Linked DNA regions of Homo sapiens: region 2 is linked to region 1. Evidence: read pairs that join two places in POLR2A ChIA-PET (ENCODE). Cell type or tissue: PC-9. All regions are shown on one strand. Links, peaks and the distances in the headings refer to the core of each region. The heading gives the core; the rest is flanking DNA. Region 1 overlaps SNRPF-DT (SNRPF divergent transcript). Region 2 overlaps CFAP54 (cilia and flagella associated protein 54).

The links. Peaks named below come from ENCODE experiments on the same cell type or tissue, not always from the same donor. Only the 100,000 strongest peaks of a DNase experiment are listed, where the experiment ranks them.
Region 2: POLR2A ChIA-PET joins it to region 1 with 6 read pairs; 2 of 35 experiments call an interaction of 5 or more read pairs at or near these places.

What each region holds. Positions count from the first base shown.
Region 1 is chr12:95,834,623-95,840,010 of GRCh38, reverse strand. The region is part of intron 1 of SNRPF-DT (SNRPF divergent transcript); the gene reads left to right. Among named protein-coding and RNA genes, the nearest start is that of SNRPF-DT, 22 kb to the left of the region's middle. RefSeq lists a silencer at 1,493-1,693. In PC-9, for the core only: no CTCF peak of the experiment used is centred there; DNase peaks (open chromatin) are centred at 3,180 and 3,630; H3K4me3 peaks cover 395 bases; H3K27ac peaks cover 413 bases.
Region 2 is chr12:96,524,104-96,529,491 of GRCh38, reverse strand. CFAP54 (cilia and flagella associated protein 54) reads right to left here. Exons shown (of 68, transcript NM_001306084.2): 9 at 2,048-2,246. Among named protein-coding and RNA genes, the nearest start is that of CFAP54, 37 kb to the right of the region's middle. In PC-9, for the core only: no CTCF peak of the experiment used is centred there; no DNase peak of the experiment used is centred there.

The sequences.
Region 1 (5,388 bases), core at 82-5,081:
CAGGGACACAAACACTGCGGAAGGCCGCAGGGTCCTCTGCCTAGGAAAACCAGAGACCTTTGTTCACTTGTTTATCTGCTGACCTTCCCTCCACTATTGTCCTATGACCCTGCCAAATCCCCCTCTGCGAGAAACACCCAAGAATGATCAATAAAAATAAAAAATAAAAAATAAAAAAAAAAAAAAAAAAAAAAAAAAAACTGTGGACATGTATAAAGACGTTCATGGTCAATACTAGTGAAGTGGCTAAATAATACTTCAATTGGCAACAATATTTTCATATGATAAAATTTAATACAGGCTGGGCACCATGGCTCACACCTGTAATCCCAGCACTTTGGGAGGCTGAGGTGAGTGGATCACCTGTGGCCAGGAGTTCAAGACTAGCCTGGCCAACATGATGAAACCCTGTCTCTACTAAAAGTACAAAAAAATTAGCTGGGCATGGTGGTGGGCACCTGTAATCCCAGCTACTCAGGAGGCTGAGGCAGGAGAATCTCTTGAACCTGAGAGGCAGAGGTTGCAGTGAGCCTAGATCACACAATTTTACTCCAGCCTGGGCAACAAGAGCGAAACTCCACCTCAAAAAAAAAAAAAAAAAGTAATGCCATAATTTAAAATAATATTTACAAAGATTCTAATGACATGGGAAAATATAAGACATCAAAATATGTAAATAAATATTAATAATGTCAAAATATGGACATTTGAATATATGTGTCTAGAAAAACAGACTAAAAATAAACACCAAAATGTTATTAGTTGTTATGTTTAGGTTATGGGATTTGGGATGGTTAAATTTTCTTTATAATTTCCCGGGTTTTTCATTTTAAAAAATTTTGCCATTAGAAAGTGTGCCCTTGATAATAGAGAGATTATTTTTTAACTCAGTTAGCGTTAGGTCTTTAACATTTATGAATGCTTATGCCCATAACTATTCGTTCACAATTATGTTCCATACGATGGATTTACAGAATATGGTCACCATGACCCTGAAGTCACTTGCATACACACTAATTTAAACATGTAAATGTTCATTCAAGAATATATTCATCTGGCCAGGTGCAGTGGCTCACACCTGTAATCCCAACACTTTGGGAGGCCGAGGCAGGCGGATAACGAGGTCAGGAGTTTGAGACCAGCCTGGCCAACATGGTGAAACCCCATCTCTACTAAAAATACAAAAATTAGCTGGGCATGGTGATGCATGCCTATAATCCCAGCTACTGGGGAGGCTGAGGCAGGAGAATGGCTTGAACCCAGGAGGCAGAGTTTGCAGTGAGCCATGATCGTGCCACTGCACTCCAGCCTGGGTGATAGAGCAAGACTCCATCTCAAAAAAAAAAAAAAAAAAAAAAAAAGAATATATTTATCTGAGGAGATTAGCCAGTGAATCTTTCCTTTAAGAGGTGGTGGAAATGTATTCATTTTTAAAGTTAGCATTGGTAATATTAGAATAATAATAATCTAAACAATATCTTGTGCTATAGTCAGGTGTGAGCAGGGAAGGAGAGGGCTCCCCCACTACTCACACACCAGGTGTGTCGGGAGGCCATCCTGTGAGGTCAGGCGGTTGTTAACTGTTTCTCTACAGTAATAATTGGTCACAGCTGGCACTAGGGAAAGACAGTCTCGTACCAGATAGAAAACAGCTGAAACTGGTGATCAGCAGCTTCCGGATCAGATCTCAGCGTTGGATGAGCAGGAGAAGCAACGCAAGACCTCGGAAGCCTGCCAAGGTATAAAACCCCAAGTCAAAAGTTCAAACCGTGCTGGTCTTTCAAATCGCCCGCTTGGCCCTCTTTCAAGTGTACTTTCCTTCCTTTCCTTCCTGCTCTAAAGCTTTTGAATAAACTTTCACGCCTGCTCTAAAACTTGTCTTGGTCTCTCCTTCTGCCCCTCAGTCAAATTGTTTCTTCTGAGGAGGCAAGAATTGAGGTTGCTGCAGACCCAGATGGATATGGATTCTCCACCGCTAACAGGGCTATATACACAATTAATATTAATCATTCTGTTATAATCAAAATCATCCAGCAGAATTTCAGAATCTTGCAAAAGTTGACCATAATGTATCATATGGTCTTTTCCTCAAACCTCCTCCCCCCTCACCGCCGCCCTTTGTTTTAAGACAGTGTCCCACTCTGTCGCACAGGCTAGAGAGCAGGGGTGTGATCACAGCTTACTGCAGCCTCAAGCTCCCGGGCGCAAGTGATCCTCCCATCTCAGTCTCCCAAGTAGCTGGAACTACACCCATCACACACATTTTAAAATGTTTTATTAAGACAGGGTCTCATTACATTGCCTAGGCTGGTCTTGAACTCCTTGGCTTAAGGAATCCTCTTGCCTCAACCTCCCAAAGTGCTGGGATTACAAGCCTGAGCCACTGAACCTCTCCCTCTCTCCCTCTCTCCTCCCTCATCTCTCTCTCCCTCTCTCCCTCTCTCCTCCCTCTCACATCTCTCCCTTTCTCCTCCCTCCCTCTCTCCTCCCTCCCTCTCTCCATCTCTCTTCCCTCCCTCTCTCATCCCTCTCTCTCTCCTCCCTCTCTCCACCTTCTCTCCTCCCTCTCCGCCCTCTCTCCCTCTCCGCCCTCTCTCCCTCTCCTCCCTCTCTCCATCTTTCCCTCTCTCGTTTCTCTCTCCTGCTCTCATCCCTCTCTCCCTCTTTCTCTCTCTCCTCCCTCTCTCCACCCTCTCTCCTCCCTCTCTCCTCCCTCTCTCCCTCTCTCCCTCCTCCCTCTCTCCCTCTCCGTTTCTTCCTCTTTCCCTCTCTCCTTGTCTCTCTCCTCCCTCTCTCCCTCTCTCTCTCCTGCATCTATCCCTCTTTCCCTCTCTCCTCCCTCTCTCCCTCCCTCATCCCTCTCTCCCTCCCTCACCCTTCTCTCCCTCTTTCTCTCTCTCCTCCCTCTCTCCACCCTCCCCCTCTCTCTCCTCCCTCTCTCCCCGTCTCCTCCCTCTCTCCCTCTTTCCCTCTCTCCTCCCTCTCTCCCTCTTTCCCTCTCTCCTCCCTCTCTCCCTCTTTCCCTCTCTCCTCCCTCTCCTCTCCATCTCCTCCCTCTCTGCTCTCTCTCTTTCATTCTCAGGTTGCACACACTTACACTCCAAAGACTTATCTTTTAAGCACACTTCACCAGTAAACAAGGAAGCTGGCATTAACTCAAGCCAACACATTCCCTGCTTTCTGGACATTATAACATCTTGAGCCACAGTCCCTTCTGCATCTGAGTAAGTTTCCAGTATTTACCCACATTTCTGGCTGAGTTAACTCTCTCCTGCTGGGCAAGAAGATGAAAGTGAGATGAGATGGGGAGAGGAAATGTATAGAATGTGGATTTTAAACCAAGTATCTTCACCTATCCAAATAGGAACAGGACAGATATTTAGCCTTCCCTGAGCAGACGGGATGAAATAGGTAGTGAAGATCCTCTTTTTATTTGGACATAACGTTTGAAGTAGTTTCAGAGTGAAGAATTCAAGATTGTTTCCCTACTGCTGTTCAAAGTCTGTTTGCTACTTAATTACATTCACGAATGCTCATTCATAAATCGTTTGAAGAGATTAACTGGAATGATGCCCAAGGCAGCATATGCCTTTTCCAGGCAAGAATAAGGATACACTCAAGTATGTGAATATGGACAATAGGCAAGCCAGCATAATGACACACTTGTTTCATGAGTCATTTTAATTAAATAATACATGAGCAAATACTGAGTAAGGCCTTACTCCATGACAAATAATAGGAATTTGTATGAGATCAAAGAAGATCATGTTTTCATAGATAATTTGATATATTTGTGGTCCATTTGTGGGGAAAAGAGGATATTCTGTTCTTAATCATTTCATTCTGGATTATAATAAATCTGCATTCATATAAACTTGACTAATTTGGACTTTATGGGAATTCCATTAGAGCTGAATTTATCATTGTTCTCTGAAAAGAAAATCTTGCTAAGAAAGTTACTTGTGTAAACAAGAATGCACTGCACATGTATCCCAGAACTTAAAGTAAAAAATTTAAAAATCCCAGAAAAATAGAATGCAGAAGAAATCATTAGGAATTTGCAAAGAATATTTTCTGACTTTTAAAAGGCATCCTTGATATCATCAAAATGTATAGTTGCAATAGAAACAAAAGCCTGCGAGTTCTAGTTATATCACCTGATACTCATCATTGCCACTCTTTACTCTTCTTCTCACTTAGCAATATATCATGAACATTTTCACATGTCAATATATATTATTTTACAACAAGATTTTTAATAGCTGCATGATATTGCATCTCATGTTCTACCATCATTTATTTAACCCATTGTTGGACGCTCAACCTGGTTATGACTTTTTTGTAATTGTAATGGCGCCGTGAACATCCTTATCAGTATTTATTTGTGTGTACCTCTTTGATTGTGTTCTTAGGGTAAAGTCTTAAAAATAAGATTGTTTGATCATAGGATATGTTTAATTAAGGCTTTTAAGGTATTCCCAAATTAAAGGGCTGGAAGTCAGAGGGCAAGGGATTCCACTGATAGAGTCCATAGATTAACCTCCTGTGACAGAGCAAGGCAGAGAAGGACAAAGAATGCATCTCGAGAGGCTATCACAAGTCATTCAGCATCCTCCTTCCCCAAACTAGAGCCTCCTTGCTGCATTTTTTCTGTAAAGCTTATTTCCTATTCATGTATCCTATAATATATTTATTTATTATAATAATTATTATTTTTTGAGACGGAGTCTCTCTGTCACCCAGGCTGGAGTGCAGTGGCACCATCTCGCCTCACTGCAACCTCCACCTCCAGGGTTCAAGCAATTCTCCTGCCTCAGCCTCTGGAGTAGCTGGGATTACAGGTGTGCACCACCACACCTGGCTAATATTTTTTGTATTTTTAGTACAGATGGGGTTTCACCATGTTGACCAGGCCATTCTCAAATTCCTGACCTCAGGTGATCCACCCACCTTGGACTTCCAAAGTGCTGGGATTACAGGCATGAGCCACAGCACCTGGCCAATTTATTATTTATTTTAATTATTATCTGTTTGCCTTCACTAAACTGTTAGGTCTACCAGGTCAGGAATTGGCTTTTTAATTCATTGCTGAATATCCAGTGCCTAAGCAAATGCCATGTACATCATAAACAATAATTCTGTTTTTAATGAATAAGTAAAACAAAGGGATTGGTAGTCCTGCTAGATTATGTACCAGTCAGATCACCTTTGAAGTATTCCGGTCAGGCCAGGCCCTACCTGGAGAGGAATATTGACACACTGACAAGTGGTCTTTAAGTGTGTCCTGGGCAGAATGATTGAAGAAACTCTAATTGTTTGGTTTGGAAAAGAGAAGGGAGTTAGGGATAGGAAAGCTTGTCTATCTTAAAATATTCAACTCTCTTAAAA
Region 2 (5,388 bases), core at 246-5,245, 690 kb before region 1:
GGAACCCTGATAAAATGTTGATGGGTGTGCAAACTAAAAAAAACCACTTTGTAAAACAGTATCCAATGAAGCAACATGGGAATATCCCATGCTCTTGCAATTCCACACCAACAGAAATGCATAGCAGATGTTTAACATATTTCTCTGAGTAATTCATAAAATAAAAAGACAAAAACTATCAGTAGGGATAGAGAAGATCTAACCACATGATTTACTAGCTTAACTTAATCAACATATATATAAAGCAATGCATCCAACAACAACAAAAAATACATAGTCTTTCAAGTACACACAGACTATTTACCAAAGCTGGTCATGTGCTAGGCCATAAAGCCTATCTTAACAAATGTTCACAGTTCCAAATAATACATAATGTGCTCTCTGACCATAGTATAATTAACATAGAAATCAGTAACCAAAAGATAATTAGAAAATCTCCCATATTTTGGTTCAGAACCCATATATCAAAGAATAAATCACACTGCGTATTAGAAAATATTCTTACTCCAATAGTAATAAAGATATGATATATCAAAACTTCAGATACATAGCTAAAGCTGAATTTAGAACAAATGTCTTAATATGCATTTAATGTAAATAATAACAAATCCTAAAAATCAATGATCTAAGCTTCCAAGTCAATAAGTTTTTTAAATCAGTAAAGCAAACCCAAGAAAGTATAATAAAGGAAGTAATGAAGAGCAAAAATCAATAATATGGAAAATGGACATACAATAGGGAAGATCAACAAGGTCAAATATTGTTTCTTTGCAAAGACTAATGAAACTGGTGGACCCCTGGTGAAATTGATGAAATAAGAGAGAAAGCAAACTGACCAATACTGAAAAGAAAATCTGAAAAATTTTATATCTATGGAGGAAATTGAATTCATCATTTAAAATATTGCCATACAAAAAATTCCAGGTACAGATGGCTGCACCAGAAAATTCAACTAAACATGTAGGAAGAAATAACACCAATATGACACAAACATTTACAGATAATGGAGAAAGAGGGCATACTTCTCAACTCATTTTATGAGGCTAATATGACCTTGTGAGCGAAACCTAAAAATAACATTACAAGAAAGAAAAGTCTCTCCCTTCAACAGAGAAGCAGAAATAAGCAATCCATAAAATCAACCACATTAATAGAAATAAATGAGAAAGCCATTTGATCGACTCAGTAAATCTCAATAAATTCAGAGAAAGCTTTTGCTAAAATTAAACTATTCAAGATTAAAAACAACAACAAAAAAAAACACTTAGCAAACCAGGAATACAAGAAACATCTGTGATCTGCAAAAGGGTATCTATAAAAATTATTCTGTAGATATCTCAAATAATGGCAAAATGTTGAAAGCTTTCCAACTGAGGAAAAAAATGAGACAAAGGAGTCTGCTATCACCACTTCTTCCCATGTGTTATTGGAGATCCTAGCCAGTGCAACCATCAAGAAATGCAAGAAAAGAGAAATTAAAAGATTAAGGATTGGACAGAAATAAGTCATTCATAGATGACTGTATATACAAAACAAGTCCCCCCAAAAATCTACTAATACATTATTTGAAATATCAATTGACCTTAGCAAGGTTTCTGAATTCAAGATCAATATAAATTATATCAGCTTGGCACAGTGGCTCACACCTGTAATTCCAGCACTTTAGGAGGCTGAGATGGGTGGACTGCTTGTCCCAGGAGGTCGAGACCAGACTGGGAAACACGGTGAGACCCCGTCTCTACAAAAAATACAAAAATTAGCCAGGTGTGGTGGCATGCACCTGTAGTCCCAGCTACTTGGGAGGCTAAGAAGGGAGGATCACTTGAGCCCAGGAAGTTGATGCTGCAATGTGAGCCATGATCACGCCACTGCACTCCAGTCTGGGTGACAAAGAGAGACCTTATCTCAAAAACAAACAAACAACCAAACAAAAAAAAAAAAACAATATAAATGTTATCAGTTTCCTATGTATGGACTACCATGTTAAAATTTTTGTTACTCATGTGTATCATTCTATCATAAAACAATATCTTAACATCTTATTTACTTATCAAAAGTTCTTTTCCTGCCATAAACAATTCTGAGACAACATCATGAATCTCCACTTCATCTGTAACAATGGGTCCAGTTTGCAGTATTCGCCTATTTGAATCAGAAAGAGCTTCCAAGACAGCCAGAAACTGGGATGCAGTGCTATCAAACATCTCATCCAGTAGCCGCTCTGTGACAGTTCGTGGCCATGATAACTGAAATTGAGAAAAAAAAAAGTTCAGTCCATTTGTTAAAGCTATTATATTGTGGGCGCAGTGGCTCATGCCTATAATCCCAACACTTTGGGAGGCCAAGGCAGGAGGATTGCTTGACCCAAGGAGTTCAAGACCACCTGGGCAACACAGTGAGACCCCCATTTCAACAAAAAAATTTCAGAATTGGCCAGGCATGTTGGAATGTGCTTGTAGTCCCAGCTACTTGGGAGGCTGAGGTGGGAGGATCACCTGAGCCCAGGGAGGTAGAGGCTGCAGCAAGCTAAGGTCATGCCACTGCACTCCAGCCTGGGTGACAGAGTGAGACCCTGTCTCAGGCAAAAAAAAAAAAAAAAAAAAAAACCTGTTATAAGGCAAAGAAAAGTAAGGCATGCTTACAATGCTAAAACAGAGAGCAGTTGGTCTAACAATTAGATACCTGCTTTTATGGTTTTTTGAGATGTCACTCCAGATTTCATTAGAGATATCATGCTGCCATTACATCAAAGACTTTGTTGTTTCTTCATATGCTTGTGTTTCCAAGGCAGCATTAAAAGGTTGTTTATTATGGTTTGCTTATTAAGCAAGCATATATCTCCATATGCTTTATAGTATCTTCATTATAGCCTTCGGAACTGATATTCAAACTTTGGTTACCTAAGAATCACTCAGGGGTGCTTTGTAGATTCAAGACCAAATTTCCAGAGATTTTGTGTGTCTGGACACTTTTAATAAGTGTTTAGGACACTTTTAATAAGCACCACAGGATATTCTCATGCAGAAGGTCTTCAAGCCAAAATTTGAAACAGTATTTAGTAGTATAAATAACAAGGTTTGTGGTAATTAACTCTAAGAAAGAATTGATCAGCTTTATGCTAACAGGCTAGTGACTGTTTAGAACCTGCTGTGGGTTCCCAGTCATTCTGCTTTGTACTGGCCCAAAATGACTGCACTTCCTGCACATGCTTCCTGCCACACTTCATTCTTCTCTCCATCAAATGACCTGTTCTCTGCATTTAGTTTGCCAGTAAATAAGAACCGTAGTTTTAGTAGGCTTTTCTAGAATCCTTATCCAGCTGGAAGATTTCCTCATAATTCCCTTGCTTTTATTTCTCTTCTTAGGGCAAAGTCAGAAAGACAGAAAAACAAAAGCAGGGATAAAGTTGCCTTGAACTACTTTCCCGCAAGCACTAGCTTCCCTACTCATAAGCTTGTGTACCTTTTCAATCCATAGATCAACTGACATGTTAAAAATTTCAACAAGGGGCTGGGTGCGGCGGCTCACGCCTGTAATCCCAGCACTTTGGGAGGCCGGGTGGATCACAAGGTCAGGAGTTCGAGACCAGCCTGGCCAATATGGTGAAACCTCATCTCTACTAAAAATACACAAATTAGCCAGGCATGGTGGCGCGCGCCTGTAGTCCCAGTTACTTGGGAGGCTGAGGCAGAATAATCGCTTGAACCCAGGAGGCAGAGGTTGCAGTGAGCCAAGATCATGCCATTGCACTACAGCCTAGGTGACAGAGTGAGACTCCATCTCAAAAAAACTTCAACAAAACTTGAACTTCATGCCCTACCTTCTCTTTTCTTACAGAGGTAAGAGTTTTTCCTAAGATTTTTATTTAGGTTAAAACAGAGCTTTTAAAAATACATATTGAAACAGCATAATTAACTTTATAATAATTAGAAGTATTCAAAATGAAATGGTAAAACCCAAATGAATAAAAGAATGAAATTATTTATAAAAACATCATAGAAAAACCAGCAAAAAGAATGGAATATTTATCAGAGCTGTAAATGAAATATTAACTAAAAGATTTTGAAATATAAATATTTAAAAGATCTATAAAAAAGAATTAAAGCTGAAGCAATAAGGAAAACAATGGATTGTCAAGTATGAAAAGCAAAATAATAATATCTATAAAAATAATGAGCTCATTCAAGTATATTTTAAAAATTAAAATCCCTAGTAAATAAATGGTCAAAGACTGTGAAAAATAATTCACACAATGAAAGAAAAGTTGGCTCAAAGAAATAAAGTTAAAATGGCAAGCCATTTTATGAAAACTGAATTAACAAAAAAAAAATTTAAACAAATAATAATATCAAAATAATAACAGCTTGTGATAAAATTCGTACTTGCAAGTTGTCACCCTGAAAATAGGAATACTCATTTTGGAAGTCAAGTTGGCAACATATATCAAGAGAAATAAAGTGTTTATGTCCTTCAATTCCATAATCCTACACCTGGAATTTTATCCACAGAAAATAAAAGAAAGAAAAAAAATAAGCATGTCTGAAGATGTGGATGATGTCAATACTTATAATAGCAAAAAAAGATTTGAAAGAACTAAAGTAATAATGATAAAATATTAGACAAATTATGACACATATACTGCATAGGATATATTATCTTATTTAAAATGTCAGGATGAATGAAAATCTGAATGGCACAACTGTACAGTCTGGTTCCATCTTTAAATACTACAGTCTCCATGACATCTACTCTAGGAGATGTATTATGTTAATTTCCCAACATCAAGTGCCTATTCCTAGTCAAGCTCTGTTTATCACTGACCCCCAGCAAATTTTGCCTACTCTGGCTTCTAAGCTATGACCATGCTCTGATCCTTCACTTGGAATGTTTTTCTCTATTCTCCCTGTCTAACCAAATTCTGCCCGTTATCCCAAGGCCCTTCAAAAAGCCAGGGCTGCAATTTAGTATTTCTATATTCCACTATACTTGAAACCACAGTAGATACTCAATATATGGTTGTTGAATTAATAAAAAATAAATAAACAATGATAGCTAATATTTACTGAGGACCTACTTTCTACCTGCCAGCAACATTCTAAGGGCTTTACATGTAACTCATTTCATCCTCACCATTATCATTATTTATTTCTTAATATTTATCACAAGCTTTAATTATTTATTTATTTATGATATAATTCTCCACTAGAATGTAATCCTCATCTATTTTGTTCACATAGCAGGTACTTAAAAAATATTTATTGAATAAATCACTAACTAATCAATCATTAGGAGTCTGAATTAGTAGTCCTTTAAAAGAATCTTTTGAGAGTCAAAATGATTTACTATAAGTTAACAACTTACATACAAACCCAGAAATGTTTTAGAAAA